7 separate regions of the Homo sapiens genome follow, and all the other regions are linked to region 3. A link is a contact called in ENCODE Hi-C or POLR2A ChIA-PET data. All regions are on one chromosome and are shown on one strand. The core of a region is the stretch at or near the end of the contact, and the rest is flanking DNA. Distances in the headings are between cores, read along the strand shown. Region 1 holds the start of LINC00114 (long intergenic non-protein coding RNA 114). Region 2 holds the start of BRWD1 (bromodomain and WD repeat domain containing 1). Region 3 holds the start of DYRK1A (dual specificity tyrosine phosphorylation regulated kinase 1A). Region 4 holds the start of CBR1 (carbonyl reductase 1). Region 5 holds the start of ETS2 (ETS proto-oncogene 2, transcription factor). Region 6 overlaps DOP1B (DOP1 leucine zipper like protein B). Region 7 holds the start of CBR3-AS1 (CBR3 antisense RNA 1).

The links. A loop is a pair of places that touch in the nucleus more often than their neighbours do. ChIA-PET counts read pairs that join two places held with the same protein, here RNA polymerase II (POLR2A). Pooled maps may share reads with other maps.
Region 1: POLR2A ChIA-PET joins it to region 3 with 35 read pairs in activated CD4-positive, alpha-beta T cell. The contact joins the promoter of LINC00114 here to the promoter of DYRK1A in region 3. A Hi-C loop is called at or near these places in 1 of 37 single-sample maps with no recorded cell type and 9 of 50 pooled maps. POLR2A ChIA-PET finds 5 or more read pairs at or near these places in 2 of 52 experiments (activated CD4-positive, alpha-beta T cell and activated naive CD4-positive, alpha-beta T cell).
Region 2: a loop to region 3 is called in a map of CD4-positive, alpha-beta T cell, with 4 times the contacts of the local background. The contact joins the promoter of BRWD1 here to the promoter of DYRK1A in region 3. A Hi-C loop is called at or near these places in 2 of 168 maps with a recorded cell type or tissue (CD4-positive, alpha-beta T cell and CD4-positive, alpha-beta memory T cell) and 12 of 50 pooled maps. POLR2A ChIA-PET finds 5 or more read pairs at or near these places in 1 of 52 experiments (BJ).
Region 4: a loop to region 3 is called in a map of B cell, with 7 times the contacts of the local background. The contact joins the promoter of CBR1 here to the promoter of DYRK1A in region 3. A Hi-C loop is called at or near these places in 4 of 168 maps with a recorded cell type or tissue (B cell, CD4-positive, alpha-beta T cell and CD8-positive, alpha-beta T cell), 1 of 37 single-sample maps with no recorded cell type and 11 of 50 pooled maps.
Region 5: a pooled map shows a loop between it and region 3 (7-fold over the local background). The contact joins the promoter of ETS2 here to the promoter of DYRK1A in region 3. A Hi-C loop is called at or near these places in 7 of 50 pooled maps. POLR2A ChIA-PET finds 5 or more read pairs at or near these places in 2 of 52 experiments (PC-3 and PC-9).
Region 6: a map of naive thymus-derived CD4-positive, alpha-beta T cell shows a loop between it and region 3 (5-fold over the local background). The contact joins the enhancer-like site here to the promoter of DYRK1A in region 3. A Hi-C loop is called at or near these places in 2 of 168 maps with a recorded cell type or tissue (B cell and naive thymus-derived CD4-positive, alpha-beta T cell) and 6 of 50 pooled maps. POLR2A ChIA-PET finds 5 or more read pairs at or near these places in 1 of 52 experiments (GM10248).
Region 7: a loop to region 3 is called in a map of B cell, with 20 times the contacts of the local background. The contact joins the promoter of CBR3-AS1 here to the promoter of DYRK1A in region 3. A Hi-C loop is called at or near these places in 4 of 168 maps with a recorded cell type or tissue (B cell, CD4-positive, alpha-beta memory T cell and naive thymus-derived CD4-positive, alpha-beta T cell), 1 of 37 single-sample maps with no recorded cell type and 14 of 50 pooled maps. POLR2A ChIA-PET finds 5 or more read pairs at or near these places in 1 of 52 experiments (T-cell).

The regions. Positions count from the first base shown.
Region 1 is chr21:38,771,015-38,774,771 of GRCh38, reverse strand. LINC00114 (long intergenic non-protein coding RNA 114) reads left to right here and starts at 1,295. Exons shown (of 7, transcript NR_027065.2): 1 at 1,295-1,323.
Region 2 is chr21:39,311,629-39,315,002 of GRCh38, reverse strand. It overlaps BRWD1 (bromodomain and WD repeat domain containing 1), which reads left to right and starts at 1,371. Exons shown (of 41, transcript NM_033656.4): 1 at 1,371-1,560; 2 at 1,704-1,762; 3 at 1,902-1,931; 4 at 2,103-2,162. The coding sequence starts at 1,512. BRWD1-AS2 (BRWD1 antisense RNA 2) reads right to left here and starts at 1,096. Exons shown (of 1, transcript NR_111942.1): 1 at 88-1,096. RefSeq lists an enhancer at 1-578 and silencers at 888-1,057, 1,308-1,417, 1,488-1,547, 1,658-1,907, 2,098-2,177 and 1 more.
Region 3 is chr21:37,365,003-37,368,371 of GRCh38, reverse strand. It overlaps DYRK1A (dual specificity tyrosine phosphorylation regulated kinase 1A), which reads right to left and starts at 1,599. Exons shown (of 12, transcript NM_001347721.2): 1 at 744-1,599. RefSeq lists silencers at 97-376, 487-626, 867-946, 1,137-1,286, 1,867-2,176 and 1 more and enhancers at 289-1,213, 2,527-2,606, 2,138-3,063.
Region 4 is chr21:36,068,500-36,072,155 of GRCh38, reverse strand. CBR1 (carbonyl reductase 1) reads right to left here and starts at 2,132. Exons shown (of 3, transcript NM_001757.4): 1 at 1,752-2,132; 2 at 1,099-1,206. The coding sequence starts at 2,040. CBR1-AS1 (CBR1 antisense RNA 1) reads left to right here. Exons shown (of 4, transcript NR_040084.1): 4 at 1,671-2,514. RefSeq lists an enhancer at 1,827-2,076.
Region 5 is chr21:38,804,586-38,807,931 of GRCh38, reverse strand. It overlaps ETS2 (ETS proto-oncogene 2, transcription factor), which reads right to left and starts at 2,003. Exons shown (of 10, transcript NM_005239.6): 1 at 1,812-2,003. RefSeq lists silencers at 1,281-1,380, 1,401-1,500, 1,611-1,900, 2,091-2,160, 2,181-2,510 and enhancers at 2,621-2,780, 2,791-2,850, 3,031-3,170, 2,704-3,204.
Region 6 is chr21:36,288,085-36,291,827 of GRCh38, reverse strand. It overlaps DOP1B (DOP1 leucine zipper like protein B), which reads right to left. Exons shown (of 37, transcript NM_001320714.2): 33 at 3,678-3,743; 34 at 3,017-3,072; 35 at 2,622-2,783. Among named protein-coding and RNA genes, the nearest start is that of MORC3, 30 kb to the left of the region's middle. RefSeq lists a silencer at 1,986-2,035. Within about 2 kb of position 2,492, at least 8 of the 41 ENCODE cell types and tissues checked have a DNase peak (open chromatin) inside an H3K27ac peak, as active enhancers do; they include B cell, where a contact is called at or near this core.
Region 7 is chr21:36,154,389-36,158,062 of GRCh38, reverse strand. CBR3-AS1 (CBR3 antisense RNA 1) reads left to right here and starts at 1,755. Exons shown (of 3, transcript NR_038893.1): 1 at 1,755-1,846. DOP1B (DOP1 leucine zipper like protein B) reads right to left here and starts at 1,239. Exons shown (of 37, transcript NM_001320714.2): 1 at 1,120-1,239. RefSeq lists silencers at 745-1,044, 1,075-1,624 and enhancers at 1,805-1,864, 1,945-1,994, 1,379-2,045, 2,046-2,713.

The sequences.
Region 1 (3,757 bases), core at 46-2,545, 1.4 Mb before region 3:
TCCCCCTGCCTGTACCACAGAGCCTAGGATGGGGCCTGGGATGGAGCCTGGGATGCTCTGGCTGGGGCCTGGGGCGGGGAGTGGCCTGCCAGCCTGTGTTATCTTCTAGCATTGGCACCCCCAATTTAGTCCGAGGAACCCTCCAAAGCAGCTACAGTTTCCTTCCCTTCCTGGGAAAGCTTGGCCCAAAGGCCAGGAAGGTCTTTGCCTCGGCTTCTCAGAAGGAAGGGAAGACCTGCTTTGGGCATATGGGGTAGAATTTTCTACCATGTAAAGGGTGGTATGGTCAAAATGTGAACTTGCCTTATGTCACTAATTCCTGCGAAACTTTAAATTCTTCATTGCATCCCTCACATTCAACGAGGGAATTTGTCAAAATGCTTTCTGGCAAAGTGCCTGACACAAACAATGTGAATTTCTCTGTGTAGAAATGACCCTTTCTGCCTGGTGCTAGCTTTCCTGATAAGCTCACTGGGAATGTTCCTCCTGCCGAAATGCAGATTTGTTGATCATCTTTTGGATTTCAGATCCTTGCTCTGGGAGAACGAGATGCAGGCCCGTTCCTACTGAGGACCATTGTCCCATAGCCCACTCTTGCTCCAGAGTCCTGCTGGCTTCTAGTTTCTTCTCCCATGGACCCCCAAATTCCGGGGACTTATTTCCTAATGCCTCCCACTTAGTATTCCCTGAAATAATATTCTGAGGAGTTCTGAATAGGGGAGTCTTCAAATAAATCAGCAAGTGCCGTGAGAATGCATGAGTAAGGGAAGGCGTCATGACCCAGGCCTCTCGAGCAACACTAGGGAGGCAAGCGGACGCCATCCTGCATGTGTGCAGCTCACACCTGCCACCCACGGCACAACACACCTTTCCACAGGGAAACACAGTGTTCTCTCTTCCACCCCTCATTGTCATAGCCCAGTGAAGATTCACCTATTGGGAAAGAAATGAAAACCAACATGTCTTTGAACTTAATTGTTTTCTTAACATTTGGGGCTGGGACATCTGTCTTTGCTTAAAAACACATCTATTTATATCAACAACCGTTTACATTGAGTCCTTGGAGACTGACTTAAGCAGATGTTGCCTGATGTGGGTTTTCGTACTTAGAAAAAATGTGGAATTCATTTCTACCCCACTCCCTCCTCAATAAAGTTAAATTGCAGAAATTTGCAAACCTTAGATTTCAGTGTACACAAAATACATCCTCCTAGCTTTTCATAACATGTGACTCATGTTATTGTGATGAAGGGACTAATGAATCATTTTCGTACTACGAGGGCTGGAAGACGGCAGTCCTGAGGGAGCCGACTTGCTTAGAAGGTTGGTAATGCGATTACTCATTCAATGGAGACCAGTGTAAAAGCTGAGTGTTGTACATACAGCTATGTTTATACAACCACTGCCTTGGCTTGGAGGAAGGGGCAAGGGCAAATTGGAAGTGGGTGGGAAAGACTGGAGGTGGCTTTCTGAGGCAAAGCGATGCCCAGGAATCAGACATGGGCGTGAACCAGAGGAGGAGAGACTGAGGGTGAAACCACGCTCCATCTGCATCTCGAAGTCACTTAGGCAATGACATTCATGCAGAAGGCAGACTCTGGCCACGTGGTGAGAAGAGCTCTGCTGGATTCAGGAGGAAAGCCTTCCTGCTCTCAGGGGCCCCAGGCAGGTCTGCACCACCTTTGAGGGAAGTTCCATTTCTGTCTGTTTGATTCTTCTTCTTCTTCTTGCCTTCTCTTCTTATTATCTTCCTTCTCTCTTCATCCCATTCCTCAGTGGCACACAGGCACTTTAATCCTATCTGACAGATGTTTATCCTGTGTTTGTGCCCAAAGAGAGTTCACATTGATGCAATATAATTTGTGAAACCATTTCTTCCTTATTCTGTGAAATGACACATGTAAGTTTGTATATACATAGACCTCTGTCTTCAAAGAGTAATTTTTACTGAAAAGTGAATTTACTTAAAATGGGGAACATGATTTCACAGAACCAACAAGGGCAGTGTGACAGCTGAAACTTTGTCTTGAAAAATAAAACTTAAAGTAAGAAAAGAAGTAATTTGGGATTATAATTATTATTTTGAGACAGAGTCTCACTGTGTTGCCCAGGCTGGAGTGCAGTGGCACGATCTTGGCTCACTGCAACCTCTGCTTCCTGGGTTCAAGCGATTCTCCTGCCTTAGCCTCCCAAGTAGCTGGGAATACAGGTGTGTGCCACCACACCAGGCTAATTTTTGTATTTTTAGTAGAGACCAGGCTTCTCCATGTTGCCCAGGCTGGTCTCGAACTCCTGACCTCAAGTGATCTGCCTGCCTCAGCCTCCCAAAGTGCTGGGATTACAGGAATGAGCCATAGCACCCAGCCAATTTGGGATTTTATTAATGAATTTTAGATTATTACAGTAACATCAGCTTTCACTGCACACTGAACAATCATGGTAGTTCCTCCATCACTTTCTTTAACTTCAGGGAACCTTATATCATAGGCAAGATTTGGAGTTTCATGTTGTCATCAGTTTGCACTGTATTTGCAGTGTTTTCAATTTTCATTTGTTACTAAGACTGGCATAGACATTGACCCAATAGACTACCATTAAGGCTGATGGTAGATGTGAAGGGGGTTTGAGTGTCAACTATTTCTCTACATGGTCAGTTCATTAGGGGATATTTAAAAATTATGGTTACTTTGACTTTGCTATCCACTGCTATCATAATGTTCTCATTTCAGTACAAATGCTCAGATAAAAAAGACACTCTCTCCCTTTGACACCTACTGGTGTTTATTATGAGTAAGATGTTTTGTCTCCATTAATTAATTTAAACCTTACAATGATTCAATAATTTAAGTATGACTGTCTAGTTTTATGGATGCAGGGAATTAGAAGCTCAGAGAGGTGGTGTAACATGTCTGGAGTCACAGAGTGAATAATGGAGGAGCTGAGATGTATAATCAGGTGTGTCTGATTCCAAAGTCTGTGGCTCCAGACAGTGAAGATACAATAAATACCTAACTCTTCAAGGCCCAGACACCAAAGAATATCTACAAGATCAACACTACCCAGGAAAACATGACCTCACTAAATGAATTAAATAAGGCATCAGTGACCAATCCTGGAGAAAGAGATATGTGACCTTTGAGACAGAGAATTCAAAATAGCTGTGTTGAGAAAACTCAAAGCAATTCAAGATAACACAGAAGGAATTCAGAATCCTATCAGATAAATTTAACCAAAGTCTGTGGCTCTAGCCTCTCTACACATTTCATCCAAGTCAACTGGGCTGGGTGGCCAAACACCTAAAGGTCACATCTGTCCATGGACAGCAATCAGCTCTTGATTTTCTGAGCCTCCCAAATTCTGACCTTGACTGCAAGGACCCCCTTTCAATTCAATTGACAATTAAGGCCAATGAGTGAGACCTGGTGAAGACCACACCTGAAATGAGACATAATTTCAATTCTATCCACTGCTAATTCTCTATCACTGTCACAGTACATCTTAATCTGCCCATTGAAGCATCCGAAACATAACCCTACAGGGAAAAATTTGCTAAAAATAATAGAGACCCTACCCTGGAAACGACTGTCTCTATTGGTCATTTGTCTTATGCCGCTGGATTTGAATGGGTCAATATCTGCTCTGACAGACGGCACTACAAGCACATCATGGCAACAACAGTTTTCAAATGAACTCCCTGACAATATTTCACTGGATCTGTGTGATCAACCAATGGATAACGTATTCTGTAGCACAGCAC
Region 2 (3,374 bases), core at 122-2,621, 1.9 Mb before region 3:
TGCTATTTGGTGTAAATAAAAGCCAACTTGTACACGGTGCTTACTGTATACCAGGAACACAAATTCATTAAATCCTCACAACTTTGAGACAGGCACAAATATTATCTGTTTACTAGTGAGGAATTACCTACGGTTTACTAGTAAGGAACACTGAGACCCACAGGTTGTGACTTGCTCAAGGTCAAGCTGGTGGAGCCAAGACAAGGTGCAGGCAGTGAGTCCTGCCCTAGAGTCTGACCCGAACCACATTTAACGTCTATGTGGTGTGTAGGTTATTGCCATGAGTAAGAATCAGAATTGTTAACGCGCATTCCAGGAAGGCAGGGACACCACTGAGTGTTACTGCTGTACTTTAGGGGCCAGAGCAGGGCAGGCTGGATGCGCGGAGGAAACTCATAGTTAGGTCAGAAGCCTGGCAAGACAAGGGAATTTTCTGGTCGTCGTCCACCTCTCCAACCTCACATCCTACTAGTCTTCCAAGAGGATTCTAACTGCACATGACTCCCTAGTTTCCGGCTTCTCTTCCTAAGGAGGGTCTGCGGCCCGTCTGCACCACCCTCTCCCCACAGTCCCGTTTTCCTGTCCATGCTTGGATGGATCCAGCCGAGCCGTCAGCCGCAGCTGCGCGCTGCTCCCCCGACTCGCACCCCCTCGGCGAAGCGCTGCATTTTATGTAATTTTCTGCCGGGCTGCTGGCTTGTGGGGGATGTGGCTGGGTCTCGGCAGCCTTCAGCGCCGCAGACGCTCCGGCAACGCCAGCATACGAGGCCCCCGCCCCAGGAGCGCGGGTCCGGGCGGCGTTCCCCTCTGCGGGAGGCGCGGCGAGCCAATCCTCACTTTAAAAGCTTTCCTGTCCTCGAAGCGAGGGGTCTTCCGTGCGGGGCAAGACGCACTGGCCCCAGACGACCGGTCCGTGAAATGACCCTTCCGAGCGACCCGGAGCGGGCGACCTTGCCCAACCCGCGACTCGGGGCCCCTGCGGTCCCGCGTAGAGGACCCAGGTCCCACGGGGGGCGGCGGTGAATCGCCCCCTCTTGTGGCCGCGCTTCCGCCCCCGGCACCCGCCCGCTGCTGGGCCACCCGGCGTCGCGCTGCCGCCTCACAAAGCCCGGGCAGCCGCCTCATTGCGCGCAGGGATTCGGACCACGCGCCCTCCCCTCCCCCACTCGCTGCTGCGGCGCCCAGGTCTTTGCCTCCGCGTCACTTTCTCCTCATCGAGTCCCCGGAGGCAGAGAGCTGAGCGAGGTTCGCCTCCCCGGGCGGGACACGAGCTCCGGTCCTCTCTTGGCGCAAACCCCCGCCCCCCGCGGAGGGACTACTTTTCGTCTCCCGCGGAGGAACTACTTCCTCCCCCGCGGAGGCGTCGGTCCAGGCGGCGCGCACGGTATGGCGGCGGCGGCGGCGGCGGCGGCGCGCGCCTGAGAAGAGGGGACGCCAGCCCGGTCAGGCCTCGGCGCGGCCTACACGCTCCGCTCGCTCGCTCGCTCCCGCCTCCCGCCCCGCGCCCGGCCATGGCGGAGCCGTCGTCCGCCCGACGCCCGGTGCCTCTCATCGAGTCGGGTAAGACGCGAGGCCGTGCCACCCCCGCCCTGGCGCTCCCGGCTGCTTCGGCTTCCCCGGCTCCCCGGGCTCCCCCGGCTCCCCTGGCCCCGTCCCCCTCCCCTCCCCGCCGGGGCTTGACCTGACTCCTTGTCTTCCCGCAGAGCTGTACTTCCTTATCGCCCGGTACCTATCGGCGGGCCCGTGTCGGAGAGCGGCCCAGGTGAGTGCGGGCCCGCGGGCGGCTGCGGACTTGGCGTCCCCAGTGTCCCCGCCGCCGGGGGTCGCGGGTGGTGGGCGGGGGTGAAACGGGAGCGCCCCGGGCCCGACCCCACCCCTGACCGCGCGTCTCTCGGCCGCAGGTGCTGGTGCAGGAGCTGGAGCAGTACCAGGTCTGTGCGCGCCCGTCCCCGCGCTCCCTCGGGTTCCTCCTGCCGACCTTGCCCTGAGGGATGCTCGCCCGCGCCCCCCGCCCGCCGCCCGCCGCCCGCCCCCGGCCCCCCGCCCCCCGCCCCCCCCGCGCCGGAGGGGTGGTCACTCGTGTGCGTTTCGTGTCTTTCCAGTTGTTGCCGAAGAGATTGGACTGGGAGGGCAACGAGCACAACAGGAGCTACGAGGAGTTGGTGAGCATTGGGCACGTTTGCTCCCCGGGTTTTCCGTGCACCGCCCCCCGCCCCCGCCCCTTCCCCTCGCGGGGACCCCGGCCCGTGGGGTGCAAAGTGTGACCCGCACTGGGGGGCGGCCCGGGGATAGCTGCGTTCCCGGCTGAAGATTTTGTTTTGTTTTTGAGGCGGCCAGGTTTGTTTTGGCAGGAAACAGTCATTGGGGGCGGCGCGGGGCGGAGCGGTGGGGGCGACTCGCGGAGGTCCTGCGGCAGGGGTGGGGCTCCAGGTGCGGCCGCCTCTGCGGGGGTGTGGCGTGCGCAGCCAGCCATTCAACTGGGCGGTTTCATTCGCTTCCCCGCTCCACCGCGCTTGTAACTCGCGCTCTGATTGGCCTCGCTGCTCTTGCCCCGCCCGGGTCTGTCCCCCCACTTGTTCCCTAGGAATAGAATCATTGGTCTCTGAAGGTGGAGAAATGTTCTTGTGTTGAGCTTTTTATTTTTTGTTTTGTCAGCAGCGTCATAAAAATCTTGCAGCTGTATGAATATGCCACTGTAGTGCTTGTGCTCCTTTCTACTGTACAATATTTGTTGAACGCAGTAGTTGATTGATGAGTTTCACACTGATCTTGTAGATAACACAATAAAGTGCTTTAAATAGGCACTTTTCTTTTGAGCTCGGTTAATCTTGCATTACAGTCTCATTTCTTTTGTGAACTTGGTTAATGTTTCTATATAACTTGCTTTTATCTATAGTTACAGCAGTTGCAGGGATTCGTTTGTTTTTACTGGAGACATTTTTCAGGAATATATTTTTGCCGTTTCGTTATTAGGATAAAGGAATTCATTAATTGCCAGGCCATATTCAGCATCTTGTATAAGGAAAACAATTGAGAAAGAAAAGAGCTTCTGAGTGATCTTTTACCACAGTTGGAAGACCTGTAACACTTGAGTGGTAGAGTATGGTGGCAAGTGAAAAGAAGAAAAAAAAGTGGTAGAAGATTACTGGTTTTGAATTAGACAACAGAAGAGACCAGAGGATGTGTTATTTCCATGAACAGTTAACACTTGAAGCCTGGTGCAAGTAATAAATAATTTTAATATTTGCTTTCTTAGATTTTGAAGTAAACACTTTAACAGTGGATGTTTTCAAGGGAATGAGTTCTAAAAATTCTGATGGCAATGTGTTGAGTTTGACATTTTGAGATAGTTTATTTTTGTAAACGTTGAGGAA
Region 3 (3,369 bases), core at 350-2,849:
GGCTCCGAAGCGAGAGTGGGTTTGTGCCTATAAATAGACTGGTGAAGTTTTGTGGCGATACACAGGTATCTATTCTAATTCACCTCTCCTCAGCCACCAACTCCCCCGGCTGCCGGGCAGGTCATCCCTCCACCCCGAGCCGCCGGGGACACTCGCGCTCCCCGCCCAACTTCGGAGGCCAGTGAGTGCCCCTCGCTCCAGCGCGGACCCCCAGGGCCGCCGAGGCAGCGGCTCCCGACCTTCGCCGGCGCCCGGCCCGGCCCGGCCCCGCCGTCCTCGCCCACCCGGCAGCCGGCCCCATTTTCTTAACCCGTGCATTGTCCTTGCGAATCACCCCGGCGGTTCCCACACTGGTGGGGACCGAGAGGAGGGACGAGGGAGGAGCTGGGGGAAGAGGATGAGGAGGAAGAGGAGGAGGAGGAGGAGGAAGACAACCTCCACCCCTTCGCTCGGGCGGCCAGTGAAGGTCTGGCGCTGTCTACGGCCCCCCAGGCCCCGGCTCCCGGGAGGCCGCGGCCCCCGCTCCCACCCTCCGCAACTTTCCCTCCGCTCGCGCCCGCCGCTCCTCCGGGACCCGGCCTGAGGCTCCCTCCCCCGGCGGCCGGCCCTGGGCCCGCGGCGCCTCCTCCTAAAATGGCAGGTCCCTCCCTCCGCCCGGCCGGCCTCGGCTCCGGCCCGGCTGCGGGCCGCCGGGGGAGCCGAGCGCCAGGCCGGGCGGGGCCGCGGCCGGGCCGGACACTCACCGGGACGATGGCGGGGCGCTCGCGCCGCTTCCTCCGGTGAGTCTCAGCCTCGGGCTCCCGCGCCGCGCTCCCGCCGCGGCCTCCGCAGCCAGCGCCGCCCCGGCAGCCTCTCTCCGCCCCCGGCGCTCCGGCTCCTGGCCGCGCCGCAGCCTGCTCAGTCTCTCCTCGGCTCGCGGTTCCAGCGGCGCCCGGGGCCGGGGAGGCGACAGCCCCCTCCCCGGCAAATACCGCAGTCCCCGGGCCCCGATTCCAGGCGGCGGGGCCGCACGGCCGGCCCGGCGCAGAGGGCGGCGTCGGCGAGGCCGGGCGCCGAGCGGCGGCTGCTGCCGGCGGCTTCTTCCCGAGGAGGATTTTGTAAATCTCACAAAATGGCGCGCGCTCCGAACCTGCGCAGCGAGAAGCGCCGGGGCCCGGGCGGCGGCGGCGGCTCCTCCGCCAGGAGAGCCCGAACCGCCCGCCCCCGAGTCCCCGCACAGACAGACAGACACTCGCACACACCCGCACACTCGCGCGCACAATCGCCCTCGCACACGCTCCCTCGCACACACACTCGCACTCACACCGGTCCCGCCTGCTCGCCGGCGGCGGCAGCGGCACCAACAGCAGCAGCAGGAACAGCAGCAGCAGAAGCGGCGGCGGCGGCGCCCGCACCCCCCGCTCGGGGTGTCCGCTCTCTGAGGCCGACCTGGGCCGCGATCAGCAGCAGCGACAGCAGCAGTCTCCCCGGATACCCCCGCCGCGGTTGCCGCCGCCACCCCCGCCTCACTCCAATGGGGCTTTTTATTATTATTCGGGCGGGAAGCGAAAGGGTTTAAAAAAAAACCAACCAACAAAATGGCGACGGACCGACCCGGTCGCTATAGCAACTGTCAATCAAAACGCAAAACCCCGGCTGACGTGCTGACGTCCTCCTCCCGCCCCCCAGCCCCGAGCCGGCGGGCGGGGCCTGTTGCTCAGGTAACGGCAGATTCCGTTCCCTCCTTTCCGTCTCCCCCTCTGTCCCCAGCCAACCACCCAACCCCCTCAGGTCACGTGAAGGATAAATTCGGAGCTCGGGTCCGCTACGAGTGTCAGAGGAGGGCGCGTGATTCGCCCGGGGGAGGGGAGAGGAGGGGGACGGCTAGGCCGAGGGAGGGTAGGGGCTGGGGAAGGGGGGGCGAGGCGGCGGCCAGGCCTGTGCGCGATCGCCCGCCGCCTCCCGGCCGCCCCGCCCCGCCCCGCGCCCGCGCCGACTGCGGCCCGGGGAGCGCGCGCGGCCTCCCGCGCCGCCGCCCCCGCAGCCCTAGCGCCCCGCGCTTCCGCGTCGGCGCCCGCAGCCCCGCCCGCGCCGGGGGGAGGGGCGGGCTGCCCCGGGCGGGGGAGGGGGAGGAGGAGGGGCGCCGCGGCCTTCGGGCGGGGACCCGGGAAGCCCACCCCGCGCGCCCGGGCCTGGAGGGCTCTCACCGCGGTCCGGGCGCCGCGCTCGCCTCTCTCCCCGGGAAGCGCGGCGGCCGCGACCGTCCGCGCGTGGAGCCGGTTCTTCGAAGGGCTGGCGGGCCTCCTAGCCGGAAAATGCCGGCGGAGGCCGTGGTGGGGGCGGGGAGGAGCCACCGCCGCGCCCCAGACATCGCAGGAATTCCGGACGCTGCGCCGGGCCCGGCGGCCCTGAGGCTGGCACCTGGCTCCGGTCGGGCCGCCCAGGTTTTGTGGCGCCCGAGACCAGCGTTGGGAAATTAGGCTGGAGCCATCATGAAAACTTTTTCAGGCAGTGCACGCTCGCCTGTGCCTGCCCATCTGCTTCCAACCTCTCCCCACCTTTCGGGGCGCAGCCTGCCTGCTCCATCGGAATGCCCTTTAGATGAATCCCCTTGTGCTGTTACTGTGTCCTTGTCGTCCAGCTCTCTGGTTTTCTTTTCTATACACCTTCTCGGTTTCCAGAGTCTTAATTCGCCTGCTTGTCCTTAACCATCAAAACTCTTTATTAATATCCTGGCTTTCGCTGATTTTTATTCTCCCTACCCCTTCTCCCTAGCTATGTATTGCTGGGTGAGCTCCCGAGGCTTGAAAACCCAAGTATGCTGTGCTGGCTGCGTTGTAATCGGTAGAGAGCCACCAGCTAAAAATTGTATTTTGTACCAACTCTAATGGCATTTAATAAATGTATACCTAAAAAGAGTGTGTGTGTATATATATACTATTTTACAGCAGAGTCACTAATTGATTTCTAAGCTTGATTTTGCCACCTTGTGATAGTGTTCGTAACCAATTTTTTTCATAAATTTCACAAATGTGACAACAGATAAAATCTTATAAACAATATTAGATGTAAAAAACTCGCAGTAAATGCCGCTGTCTATGCTACATGACTCAAATACACCTGCTTTAAATGATTTCCAGCAAAAATGTCCTTGCTACAGTTACTAGGACATTGATATACTAAGGTAACCATTCAGATTAGCACAGACTTTGAAAGAAATCCGACTAAACCGAAAATAAATTAGTCAAAAAGTAATTACTAAGGTAACCATTCAGATTAGCACAGACTTGGAAGAAACCTGACTAAACCGAAAATAAATTGGTCAAAAAGTGGTCGGGCAAATAGCTTGCTTTCAGGCTGATCTCCATGATATAAAAAAGTTGCCGTAGC
Region 4 (3,656 bases), core at 883-3,382, 1.3 Mb after region 3:
CAGGGAAACAGGATAAAAGCTGAGAGTAAGCTGTACATGCAAGTACCCAACTCGAAGCCACACATTTAAATTTTTCTAAAAGTGGCTGCTTAATTGCTGTGTTATTTAATGGGTGGGTTCATCTCCTGTCCCATTACTTAGGGTAACTATCACAGCAGTTTACAACCAAAGACATGTGATAGTCATGTCCAGCACCTTCAGCACGTTGAAGGGGAGTTAAAATGGGCCCAGAGTTAAGCAGCGGCAGATTATGGACATCTCTGTGAACCATGCTAAGGGCTTGGACTTTCCTCCTGAAGGATTTTGGGAGAGGCATGACCATGCAGACAGTACGCAGGATGCTGGGAAAGGAAAAGAGGAAAAGACTCAAGACCAGAGGTGCCTTGTGAGGGTTTGCAATTGTCCAGAGGGACAGGTGAGGGCCTGCTGTAGAGCTGCAATGAGACGGATTCAGGAGGAACTCAGTGGGCACAACTCCTAGGACCTAGTAAATGATTATGAGGGGTGGGGCATGGTGACCTGCAGGATCCTGGTGGGTGGGTGGTGGGGTCTGTGTCCCAAACGACTTAGGGAAAAGGATAGGGATCCTCTGGAAATATCTTAGATTGTGGGGAAAGGCATCAGGAAGAGATGGAAAGGCAGCAAGACAACCATGTGGTTGGGAGCTTAAGGAGTGTTTCAGACAGGTGACAGGTATTAGAAGGGCCTAATGAACTGGTGGTAGTAAAGCCTCCACCAGCCTGAATAAGATCTCTCTGAAAGAGCAGAGAAAGGGTACAGGATGGACTCCCACGCAGAGGGGAATGGAGCAAATAAAGAGCATCTCTCAGGAGACGTTTGAGCTAAGACCTGAAGGATGAGAGTCAGCCAGGTGTGCAAAGACCAGTGCGACAGGGAGGACGAATGGCCATGGGAGTGGGAGAAGTGAGGACAAAGTCCTGAGGCAAAATGGCACATATCAGCTGGCAGGAGAAAAAGCACAGAGGTCAGTGCACGTGCAGCATGGAGAGGAAGCAGGAGCCTGCAGGAGAAATCCCAGGCAAGCAGGGGCCAAATCAAGCCCCAAAGAGAAGGTGCGCTGTTTCCCATCAGACTCACCTTGGGGTTTTATTAGAGGGAGTAATTCTGTGCACACATCTCGGGTACCAAAGAAATTTGTTTTCATCGTCACTTCAGCTTGAATATGAAAGGGTGTGGGATCAGCAACTTTTAGGAGAGAAAGAGAACATAGTTAATACATTGTACCCATGGGGTAAAATTCTATACAATGATACTAAAAAAAAAAAAAAAAAAAAAAAAAAACTTAGTGCCCTCTGCCTAAAGTAAGTCTGTATCTGGTTACAGTATTGTGCCAATGTCAATCTCCTGGTTTGATCATGTTCTAGTATTTTTGTAAGATGGCACCATTGGGGGAAGGAGGATGAAGGGTGCACACACTGGATCTTGGCATAACCATTTTTTCTTTTTGCAATTTGTCGTTTATTTTAAAATCAGTTCAAAATCCATCCAGTTGCCTTAAAGCTCAATTCAGAAAAACTGCAGAAAACCTGAAAAAGATCCCCAAGAGTCCCAGCCAGGGAAACACAAAGTTCCCTTTGGCTGGAAAACTCTCACTTTCTCCAAGGTTTCTGCACTCCCTGCATCTCCTAGCTCCTCCCTCTCCTCCCTAGGGAGGCGTTATGGACCCCGCAGACGCCAGGAGCCCCAGTGCATCGGTTCTTCTTCGGGGAGGCCACGTCCCCTCCCCATACCCTTGAAGGCGATGCCCGCGTTGTTGACCAGCACGTCCAGGCCCCCGTACTCCTTGCGCAGGAAGTCGCGCAGGGCGCGGATGCTCTGCAGATCGTCGATGTCCAGCTGGTGGAAGCGCGGGCTCAGGCCCTCCGCCTGCAGCTGCTGTACGGCCGCCTGGCCCCGCGTCACGTCCCGCGCCGTGAGCACCACGTCCCCCGAGAACAGCCGGCACAGGTCGCGCACGATGGCCAAGCCGATGCCCTTGTTGCCTCCAGTCACCAGCGCTACATGGATGCCGGACGACATGGCTGAACGGGGCGCGCGGAACACCTGCGTGGAGAACAGACCTGGCTCAGGCCCGGGAGCCCCGCAGCGTGTTCCAGAGACTGCTCGAGTCTGGCGGTCGTGGGCGCGCACCCGTGGGTTACACGCCCGGCCGCTGAGCGCGCAGGCGCAGGCCCCGCCCTAGCGGGGCGGGGCTGAACCATCCCTACCCCTCCCCACCGGAACCTCGCCGGGGTGCGGAGCAGGCGGAGAGCCAGCTAGCCTGACTTTGCAGAACCCGCAGGCCGAAGACCGAGGCTGGTCTCTAGCTACTGGCTGTTGGCTGCCCACGTGGCAGTGAAGAACCATTCCTAGTGGCCATGTGCCTAGATCTGAACTCACTGCTTGCCCTTGGTTCTCTGAGGGGTTTTCTTCATATTCTCCCAGCTGTTCAATCATTCCTAGTTGTGTTTGAAGAAATAGTACATTTGCATGGTTTTTTTTTCTTTTTTTCCTGGTGTTCTAAAAAAAAAAATACTGCAGGAACTGCAGTCTTTGGAGCTAGAGTTGCAGAAGAAACTGGAAGGAAATAACAGGGCATCAAGTTTTTGTTGATTTTCCCCCTAAGTATATGAAAACAAAGCTACTGACTTAGCCAGATTTTCCAATAATGGTGGGAAACATTCACTAAATCTTTATAAGGTTACTTCTCTGGGCATTTGCAGGGCCATCAGTTTATCTGTGCATAGGTGTAGGGGGTTTCACAGCCCTATTTTACACGGACAATAACACTCTAGGATGTACCTTTTAATCCCCATCTTAAAATGAAGAAACAGGGATCCATCCTCAGAATTTATAACTTAGTTCAGTGGTGGGAAATTGTTAGAGAAATGCCAGGAGTTTGGTCTAGGTCTGGTGGTTCACAGCACAGAAAGCCAGTCACTGAGACCCCATTATTGTCAGGGAAGAAGGCATTATTTGGGTGCTACAGCCTAGGGGGGAGAGATCAGTCTCAAATCCATCTTCTCAACTGATTAAAATTAGGATATAGCAGGGAAGAAATGTAACTGCATGTGGGAAAATAGCAGGAGTTAGGGAGAGATGAAGAGGAGTGGGTCAACAGGCATCAGGCAATTGTTGCAGGTGAGGGGTCTGGTGTCTGATTTTCCAGATGTGGTGATCCGATAAGTTTCAGTTCCTTGGTGCTATCTGGGAGGACTGATGGCTAGTTCCCTGAGAAAGGAACTCAGATAAGACAAATGTAAATTTCTCAAGTTTTTAGACTGGGAGGGTCAATTTGTTTATTCAAAAGAGACCAGGCCTGGCGCGGTGGCTCACGCCTGTAATCTCAGCACTTTGGGAGGCTGAGGTGGGTGGATCATGAGGTCAGGAGTTCAAGACCAGCCTGGCCAAGATGGTGAAACCCCATCTCTACTAAAAAAAAAAAAAAAAAAAAAAAATACAAAAATTAGCTGGGTGTGGTGGCAGGCGCCTGTAATCCCAGCTACTTGGGAGGCTGAAGCAGAGAATTGCTTGCTTGAACCCCAGAGGCGGAGGTTGCAGCGAGCCGAGATCATGCCACTGCACTCCAGCCTGGGCAACAGAGTGACTCCCTCTCAAAAAAAAAAAAAAGGAAAAAAAAAGAGACCATAAACATC
Region 5 (3,346 bases), core at 754-3,253, 1.4 Mb before region 3:
CTGCTGATTAAAGAAATAAACAAGCCTCAAACAGAAGGCCAAAATCATAGACATCTTGGGTGTTGCCAGTTATCCATCCAGAGCCGGATGGGTCAGCTCTTTTTCTTCCTTAGGCTTGCAGACTGCTTGCTGACTTGATTCTGTTTTTCAGCTTCTCTGAGATGGACAGAGAATGAATGTGGAAGGCAGTGGAAAAGCTCTCCCCAGCTTTTGTGTACAAATACCAGGAGAAAAGGCAGCCTACCACTCCCACATAAAGAGCTGTAATTACTAGCTACAGAATAGAATTCTTTTGTTGTCCAGCTTTTAATGAGTTTTGTAAAAACCATGCAGAATTAAAGTGCTCTACTAAATGGTTTCAGGCAGACACACAACTAATCAAATTTAAGCTTGCTTATTTTACTCAACAGGGCTTGTTAGATGGCAGACAAGCCAAGTTTTTCCACATAAATCAATTTCAAGTTTGGTGTTGCTGATGGATCGCTGCTTTTAAACCAAAAAAAAAAAAAAAAAAGGATAAAGAGCAGAAATGTAACAGCTGAGAATGGTTACATTTAAAAACAAGGAGAATTTGCCTGACAACAGTACCCTTATTGGAACAAGTAATCACTTATGTAAGATTATTTAGATAAATTTGAAAACAAACAAAAAAAAGAAACAACACAACCTTGTAACACACATTTGAAGGTAGTTTGCTTTTTTCGCTTTGAAAGCGATCAGTTTAGAGAGATGAATGACTAATCCCAGAAATGAGTATCTGAGCATTTCCCTGCGGATGGTCGGTGCTAACATTTACTGTGCTGCGCTACTACTCAGAATTTTAATAAAGCTTAACGTGGAGATTTATCTCTCTGATTGGTGGTGGTGTGGGCAGGCAGATAACGCACAGGCGCTTCCATTGTATGGAACAAATATAATCTCTTACTGGCGAATTAAAATAAATTACTCCTGTCTCCAAAGGGGACTGCTCATTTCTTTACTTTCTAAATAACTAGCGCGTCAACTACTGTTTTAGGCTACCCTGAAATTGTGTACAGGCTAACATAAAAGGTCTCCTGCCGTAAAAAATAAAATAGGATAACACACACGCAACCCAAACACACACAAGCAAACACTCAGTTACCTCTTCATTCAAATGCTGTAGGAACGAGAAAATAAAGGCAGCCCAGCGCAACCAGATCTCATTTCCGACAGGTTCCCCACGCTCTCCTCGCACGACCGAGGGGTCCCCAGCCCGGGCCCTGGACGCGGCGAGCAGGTGACCATGGCACCCCGCGCCCCGCAGGTTCCCGCGGTGCCGCAGCCTTCAGGTGTCTTGGGCGCCCCAGATCCTCCGGGCCCGGCGCCGCTCCAGGAAGTCACCCTCAAAGCCGGGGCGCCAGGCCACCTCGGACACGCTCTCCTGTGCCCCCACTCCCGTTCGCGAAATCATGTTCGCCGGGACATCCACTGGGCAGGACCCCCTACCAGGCCTGCGTTTCCTTTTAAAAACAAAAGCGAGCGAAACAAGCCAGCGCGCCCTGGCCGCGCCCGCCGCTAGGCGACCCCGAAGACAGCGGCCCTAGCACGCAGGAACCCCCCGGCCGACCCCGCCAGCCCCGGAGGCCACTCCATAACCGGAAAACGAGCCGGCGCGGAACTCAGACGCGCGCCCCTAGAGTCCTCGCAGCAGCCGCCACCCCCACCTGCACCCCCGGCAGCGCCCCGAGATCTGCGTGTCAGTGCCCCCCGCGACCCCCGCCCAGGCCCCGGGTGACCCTCCATGGGACTGGAGCCGCGCGCCGGGCGCTCTCTGCGGGCCCAGCTCTTACCCTGCCGCTGCGGGCAGGGCCGGCGCTTGGTCGGGACGGTGGCTGCTCGGCGCCCGCGGCTGCTCGGTGCGCGCCGGGCGAGGGCGAGGGCGCCGGCCAGAGACGATCAGGGAGGCCGGACGCTGGCCGGGCGGCTCCGGGAGCTCTGAGCTGGAGCGACACCGCACTCGTCAGTCTCTGGAGGAAGTAACCGGGCCGTCCCCCACGCGGCGCGCTCTTCAGGAGCGGGAGGAGGAGGGAGGAGGGAGGAGGAAGGAGGGACGGCCGAGTGGAGGGGAGGGGAGGAAACGAGGGAGGAGAGAAGAGAGAGGGGAGGGAAGGGGAGGAGAGAGAAGAGGAGGGGAAGGGAGGTAGGCAGGATGGGGAGAAGCGGGAGGAGAGGGAAGGGGGCAGCAGGAGGGTTGGGGGAGCGGAGGGAGAGGAGAGGGAACGCACGAGGGGAGAGAAGAGGAGGGCGGAGGCGGCGAGGGAGCGCGGGGCGGGGCTGACACCTTCCGGCCCAACCTTCCCTCCGCCTCCTGCTGTCACTCGGCTGGGTCCCTCGCCGGCTGGCCCTGAGGCCCCGGGAGCAGGGCCTCGGCCCCACGTGCGCGCGAGTGTGCGCCCTGGGAGCCGGGCGGAGACTTTCCGTGGAGCGCTCGGCGTCCTCTCTGGGGCCAAGGCCCTAACGCCAAACCTGCCTTTGGAATTCCGCAGCGACGGAGCAGTGGTGCTGGTGGCACCGAAGGGCAGCCGGGCTTGGGTAATAAGGCCCTGAAATTGAGCCGACCCCATTCTTGAACCTCTGAATGGGCTTAGGACTAATGATCATTCTATCACAAAAAGGCTCCAAATGAGGCGCTTCCTGTAGAAACCGGGCCCTGGCTGTGTCCCCGAGTCGTGGTGCTGATCGCGCTGCTCCCGGGAAGCCCCGATCCCGCAGGCTCCGCGGGAGTGGCGCCCTCTGGAGCTGAGCGGTGCCCAGATAGCGACCCGCCTTGGCCGCGCTTCAATCTGGGCTGGGCACTCCACGCACATCATCGTCACTCTCGGAGGACTTGCGGCTCCCACTTTACACAGGTGGGAACTGAACCTTAGGATGAATAACCTGCCACGTCAGATTGATGAGAAATTCAAGGTGGAAACCTGAGTTTATCTGACTCCGAAACCCTGGTCAAAACCACCCCCTACACTGTGGTTTCCGTTTTTATCAGAAGGTGCTTGAGTCCATGGCTGTTTGGACTCAGGTCACATGCTCAATATTTTGCAGGAAAGTTTAGATTCCTGAAGTTGTGGATGAAATAGGAAACCCCAGCTTAGGCGAGGCCACGGGGCTGAAAGCTGCTCACATCTCAAGAACTGCGGCACCACCGGGAAGGGAGAGGAATGGCCCAGCTTCTCTGTGACTCAGGGTTCTAGGTTTCCATGGTGACTCTAGGTCTAGAGTTATCCGGATAATTGAGATATCGGTGCACCTTAATGTTTCTGGGTCCCCGAAGGTCTCCGGGTATCACCGTGGCATGAGTCACAGTCAGAATCTATACGGCTGAAACAAT
Region 6 (3,743 bases), core at 1,243-3,742, 1.1 Mb after region 3:
TGGACATTCCATATAAGCAGAATCATACACTATATGTTCCCTTGTTTCGAGCTTTCACTTAGCATCATATTTTCCGGTTCATCCAGATTCCAGCGTGTCTCAGTTCTTCAATTCTTTTTGTTGCTGAACCGTATTCCACTGTATGGATATGTCACATGATCTGCCTGTTCATCAGCTGATGGCCATTTGGGTTGTCTCTACTTCTTGCCTATTATAAATAATGTTGCTATGCACATTCACATATATCGGAACCCACTTTTTTGTTTTTTTGAGACAGTCTCGTTCTGTCGCCCAGTCTGGAGGGCAGTGGTGCAATCTTGGCTCCCTGCAACCTCCACCTCCCAGGTTCAAGCAATTCTCTGCCTCAGCCTCCCGAGTAGCTGGGATTACAGGCACCTGCCACCATGCCTGACTAATTTTTTTGTATTTTTAGTAGAGACGGGGTTTCACCATCTTGGCCAGGCTGGTCTTGAACTCCTGACCTCGTGATCCACCTGCCTCAGCCTCCTAAAGTGCTGGGATTACAGGCATGAGCCACTGCGCCTAGCCTCCACTTTTTTTTGGTTTGAGATGCAGTTTCGCTCTTTCGCCCAGGCTGGAGTGCAGTGGTGCGATCTCGGTTCACTGCAACCTCCGCCTTCGGTTTCAAGCGATTCTCCTGCCTCAGCCTCTTGAGTAGCTGGGATTACAGGTGCCCACCAATACAGGCAGCTAATTTTTGCATTTTTAGTAGAGACAGGGTTTCACCATGTTGGCCTGGCTGGTCTTGAACTCCTGACCTCATGATCCGCCTGCCTCGGCCTCCCAAAGTGCTGGGGTTACAGACATGAGCCACTGTGCCCGGCCTCTTTTTTTTTTGAGGGGGAGTCTCGCTCTGTTGCCTAGGCTGGAGTGCAGTGGTGCGATGTCGGCTCACTGCAACCTCTGCCTCTCGGGTTCAAGTGATTCTCCTTCCTCAGCTTCCGAAGTAGCTGGGATTACAGGCGCCCACCACCACATCTGGCTAATTTTTGTATTTTTTTTTTTTTTTGAGATGGAGTCTCGCTTTTGTTGCCCAGGCTGGAGTGCAATGGCAGATGGCATGATCTTGGCTCACTGCAACCTCTGCCTCCCAGGTTCAAGCGATTCTCCTGCCTCAGCCTCCCAAGTAGCTGGGATTACAGGCATACGCCACCATGCCCAGCTAATTTTGTATTTTTAGTAGAGATGGATTTTCTCCATGTTGGTCAGGCTGATCCCAAACTCAGGTGATCCAACCACCTTGGCCTCCCAAAGTGCTGGGATTACAGGTGTGAGCCATCGCGCCTGGCCTAATTTTTGTATTTTTAGTAGAGACAGGGTTTTTCACCATGTTGGCCGGGCTGGTCTTGAACTCCTGGCCTCAAGTGATCCACCCACCTTGGCCTCCCAAAGTGCTGGGATTACAGGTGTGAGCCACGGTACCTGGCCTAATTTTTGTGTTTTTAGTTGAGACAGGGTTTCGCCATGTTGGCCAGGCTGGTCTCGAACTCCCAACCTCAGGTGATCCACCCGCCTCAGCCTCCTAAAGTGCTAGTATTACACGTATGAGACACCACGTCCGGCCCAAACCTGCTTTTTAAAAACTAAAAGACTTTCTTTTGCAGAACAGCTTTAGGTTCACAGCAAAATGGAGTAGAAAGTAGTTCCCGTACATCCCATCCTACATACATACAAGCCTGCCGTATTATCAACATCCTGCACCAGAGTGGTACATTTGTTAAAACTGAAGAGCCTCTACTGACTCACTGTTATCCTCCCAAGTCCAGAGTTTACATCAGGGTTCACTCTTGGTGGTGTACATTGTATGGATTTGGAGAAATGGACAATGACATGGATCTACCATTATAGCTCTGTATGCAATAATTTCACTGCCCTAAAAATCCTCTGTGCTTCACCCATTCATCCCTGCCTCCCTCTCCCCAACCCCTGGCGACCACTGATCTTTTTACTGTCTCCATGGTTTTGCCTTTTCCAGAATGTCACATGGTTGGAATCATACAGTGTGTAGCCTTTTCAGACTGGCTTCTTTCACTTAGCAATGTGCATTTAAGAGAACCCGCTCTTTAACCACAAACATTTCTATATGATTACTCTCTTTGTGGGGGTAGGAGAGAGAGAAATAGCCTCTGGGGCTGGTCATGAAATTAAACAAATGAGCAGCTGTGCTAAGCCGGCAGGAAACATAAGCCTATGGGGCAAAGTGAATCGGAGATGGCAGGCTCCAAATAAAGGCATTTGTATCTAACTAAACACAGACAAAAAGGTCTACACAAAGGCAGTGAGGAGCACCAGTGGGTAAGCCCTGTTTTATAAGCATTCAGTAGCAAAAACCACACACACACACACACACACACACACACACACACACACACACACACACACCATAGAAACACATTCATAAACACTCCTGTGAGCCAAATTTGCAGAGCCACAGATGTTGCAAGTAATCTGAAACTTGGTATTCCGAGCTGGCTTAGCTGTCACTAGAAACCCAGATGGTGGTTTCCCATAAACTGTACATGAAAAACAAGTGAAAGTGCTTAAAAGGAAAAAACAAAATCTCTTACTTCAAAAAGGACACACGATCCTATCTGACTTACATTTGAAATAATGGCATCTTGTCAGGTGGAAAAGAAAGCGCTGTGTCCAAGAATTTGCAAGCTGATAAATACAAGATGAGTTCACTCTGGGGTATCTCCCCCACTGAGGGTCCATTTGCATCCGGGACTGAAACTTTCGTTCTGTTTACTTTGTTGGTGCTTCTATAAATTTGCAAAGAAACGCTTGTTATAAATTCATTCAGATCTGTTATAGTCCATTCACCTATGACCTGTCCCTCAGAAGAATTTTCTTTTTAAGAAATTTTTGGAATAGCTGGTCCTTTCACAAGTACTTCAAGATAACAGCATTTAACATTAGACAACTCTATATCTAAAGTGACGTGCTTTAATCGTGACTATCTTTTCCTCTTGTGTACAGATCTTGTACTGCTTACCTCAATGACTCATCTTCATCTTTTAGATCTTCTTCAAGCTGTGTGAATGTCTGAATCTGAAAAAAAAATGCATTCAAGTTACTATCTGAGACAGATTAAATCTACCCAAATATTTTTTTTTACTTATTTTTAAAAATCGATTAATTTATGAATGAATGAATAAGACGGGGTCTTACTCTGTCACCCAGTCTGGAGTGCAGTGGTACAATCATGGCTCACTGCAGCCTCAACCTTCTGCAGATGCAACTTCCCGCCATGCCGAATTAATTTTTGTATTTTTTTGTAGACAAGGAGTTTCACCATGTTGCCCAGGCTAGTCTCGAACTCCTGGGCTCAAGTGATCCATCCACCTTAGCCTCCCGAAGTGCTGGGATTACAGGCATAAGCTACCACGCCCAGCCCAAATTTATATGTATATAAAAAACTAGTAAGTATTATCAAATGGTACAAGTTAGTTGGAATAACTGACAGGGTGAGAGATCAAATATGATCATAGAGTAAAATATTCTCTGTTTAACCAAGAGCTAACCATGTGCTACCAACCTGATTAAAAATAACATTTAGATAAAATGGGATACATAGGAAATAGTACGTTATGTTACTGAAAAAGCATTTTAAAAAGCTCCAACCTTGCTTTCAAACTTACAATACTTGTACTCACCAATTCAGAGACCATTATTGGCCACAATGAAGTCAAATGTTGAGGAGATATTCTTAGCAGCAAAAC
Region 7 (3,674 bases), core at 506-3,005, 1.2 Mb after region 3:
CTTTAAGAGGCCGAGGTGGAAGGATTGCTTGAGCCCAGGAGTTTGAGACCAGACTGGGCAACATAATGAGACCTTCGTCTCAAAATAATAATAATAATAATAATTTAGAAAAAGAAAAAAACAAGTTCAAGAGAAAAACCAACTGCCAGATCCCAAAAAAGTTCACTGTAAATATGTCTATATGAAGGAACATTTCTCAGTTCGATGAAAATGAGGACAGTGACCCTACCACATAAGCAAAAACATTTAGCAACAGATAACAGATATGTACTATTAGTAATAAAATTGATAATGATCCTTAGTCCACAGCACAGAAACACTCATCACCAATGGGCTTAATCAACTCTGGGACACACTGTTTTGAATGTGGTCTTTCAAAGTGGCAATTAAATTGTACTGGAAAAAATTTAAGCCACCTAATGGCAGCAGACTTGTGGGGCCGGGGGGACGGTCTTCCCTCGCCTTACCAAAAAAATCCTAGCAAAGTCTTCCCAATTGTGGGGCTGCAGTCGCGAGTGTAAGGCAACACTGCGGGTAACAGTCCCCGCGAGCAGCCGGGAACCCTGCAGGGCGCAGGGGCCAGGCTGGCAGAGCGCGCACTGCGGCCCGGATCCCTTCTCCTGGGGACTGGCTGGAAGACTGGGGTCTTCCCCAACGAGGAAAGCCCTTAGTTCTCACAGGTCTGCGTCCCCAGCCTCCTCCCCAGCCAGGGCACCAGCAAACAAAGGCTGAGCGTCTCTTCGTGGGCCGGCCCCGGGAGGGCGCGCGGGCCGCGACCCACCCCTGGACCTGCACCTGCCGCCCCGCTCGGCGAGGGCGTGGCCGGCATCATATCCTCCGCGCCAGGGTCGGGTAACCCTAGGGGACCCCACCCAGTCTCCCCGCTGCCCTCCCGGTCTCCGGCCCCGAGCTCTCCGCCCCCGCACTGCAGCAGAGCGCGCCGCAGGCCCGGGCCGCGCGCCGGTAAGCCACCTGCACCCCGGGCCGCCCCACGGCGCCGCCCAAGCCCTCTGGACCCGGAGAAGGACCCGCGGGCCGGCGGGGAGGAGATGCCCGGCTCCTCCGGCTTCGCCCAGCGGCTGAGGACTGGACGCCGGACAGGGCGCAGGCACGACTTACCGCGGCAGTGGCCCTGTTGGCGGGCGCGCTCACGTGCGGCGCGGAGGAGCCCTCCGGGCTGGGGGAGAGAGACTGGGCAGGGCTGCGGCGCGGCCGGGAGCCAGAACCGCCGAGGAAGAGCCGGAGAACCAGCGGCAGCGGCTCTTCCCCACCGCGCGGGTCGGGGCGGAGCCTGGAAGCCGGGCCTCGGCGCTTGGGGCGGGGCTGGAAGGCGGGGCTGGACGCCTGGAGGCGGGCTCAGGGGCGGGACCTGGAGGTGGGCCATAGGCGCGCGGGGGCGGGGTTTCCGCGGGCGGGGCGGAACTAGAAGACGGGGCCTGACCGAAGGAGGCGGGATCAAGGGCGGGGCCTGGAAGTGGGCTGTCCCTACAGGGGCGGGGCCTCGGCTGGCCGGGCTAGGCTGGAAGGCGGGGCCTGACTCATGAAGGTGGGATCAAGGGCGGTGCCTGGAGGCGGGCCATAACAACAGGGGCGGGGCCTCGACGGGCTGGGCTGGACTGAAAGGCCAGGCTTGACTCACGGAGTCGGGGTCAGGGGCGGGGCCTGGAGGTGGGCCTTAGACGCGGGGGCGGGGCTTCGGCTTGGGAGCAGGGCTTGGGGAGGGCCCCGGCGTACTGGGGCGGTTCAGTCGCCTCAGCCGCGGTGTGAGGGAGCGGGAGTCTTCCTTAGCTTCTCCGCCATGGGTGTCGCTTCGTAGCCGGGCTGCTCCGGGAAAGGCCTCGTACAGGTGAGCGGGGCGGCGTTCGCGCCTCACCTGGGGACCCCCGACACAACCGAGTGGAAGGGGACATTGGTCAGTGCCCGCCCAAGGTCGTCCGCGCGTGTGTCGGCCCTCGGAGGTGCTTTGGAGTCACTCACAGAAACGGAGAAGCGGGGGCTCCTCGAAGGGTGCGCGGCACCTGGTTCACCCCATCTTTTCCCTCTGGACCACGTCCAAGCCCTCCACACACGTTTGGGGCGCAGGGGGCGCGGCGGGCTTGGGACCCCTGCTAAGTTGCCCCAGCCCGCACGGGCCTCAGGTTTCCGACCCTGGGCGACAGGAGAGGTGAGATCATTTCTACCTGGACAGAGCTTATCACGTGGACTGTGGCTCAGGAAGGAGACCTTGACGTCAACCTTAGAAAGCATTCATATCTCCAGACAATCACCAGCCCCTGCCTGCCATCCTCTCGAGCGCTGGGACCTAGACGGTCCAGTCCGACCGCTTCAGGGTAGGACGCACCTGGAGGGTGCGCGGTAGGCAGTGCTCACCTGAGCACAGGCCCTGTCCCCACCCAGCTGTGGCTCCAGCCAACCCGAAGTGGGCCACTTGTGGATGAAGGCTGTCATTTCTGCAGTGGCCTCGCTCCTTTTAACTCCCGAGCGTCCTTTAGAAATGTTCAGACCAGGTCTGGAGTTCGTGAAGGCGAGGCAGTGGTCAATGAGCTTGGGAGGTGGGGGAGGTCATGAGCACCTGGAAGTTGTTTAGAACACTTTGTGTATATGCATGTTTCTAGGGGAGGGGTATATTATCAGCTTCCAAAGTGGATCTATCACTTCCCTGGAAACACTAAGAATATTTTAATAGCTTGGGATGCTGGACCTGTGGCCCAGCCAGGCTGCTGATTCTGATTTTGTCTCCATTTGGCATATACCAAGTGCCCCAGATGTAAATCCTCTCATGGTCAATTTGAGGAATGGTCTTAAGATAGAAGCAGAGAGAAACGAAAAGATTGAGCCATAGTTAGCAGGAAAAAAAATTAATTTCATGAAAATTGATTTCCTAATGAGAATATGATAAACTGGTTTTACAAAAGCAGCAAACAAAACCAGCAAAAACCAAAAAACAACAAAAAAAAAACAAGAAGATGGCAAGCAGGTGAGTTTTTTTTTTTTTTAGGTTCTTCAAATCCTAGTCACACTCAACACTGCACTGAACAGAGATGAAAGAACTGCTTTACACTTAACATTGAAAAAAGAAGTAGTCTGTTTGTGCCAAAGCCACCATGCACATACAATCTGTGCCTTGTATTCATATACCACCTATCTGTAAAGGATTCCAGGTGTGTGTGCGTGTGGGGGGGTTTAATTTAATTTTGACAAATTCATTTGTAAATCATAATTTAAAAAACTCAATTTATAATTGACAGTATACTGTCAATTACTGTATACTGTATACAATATACTGATACTGACAGGATTGACAGTAAATGTACAACATTGAGATTTGAGTATTCTGGCCGAGCGCAGTGGCTCACGCCTGTAATCCCAGCACTTTGGGAGGCCGAGGCAGGTGGATCACCTGAGGTCAGGAGTTCGAGACCAGCCCGACCAATATAGTGAAACCCTGTCTCTACTAAAAATACAAAAATTAGCTGGGTGTAGTGGTGTGCACCTGTAGTCCCAGCTACTGGGGAGGCTGAGACAGGAGGATTGCTTGAACCTGGGAGACAGAGGTTGCAGTGAGCCTTGATCACACCACTGCACTCCAGCCTGAGTGACAGAGTGAGACTCCATCTCAAAAAAAAAAAAAAAATTGCATATTCTGACAAGAAATATGTTTTCTTGGATCAAGT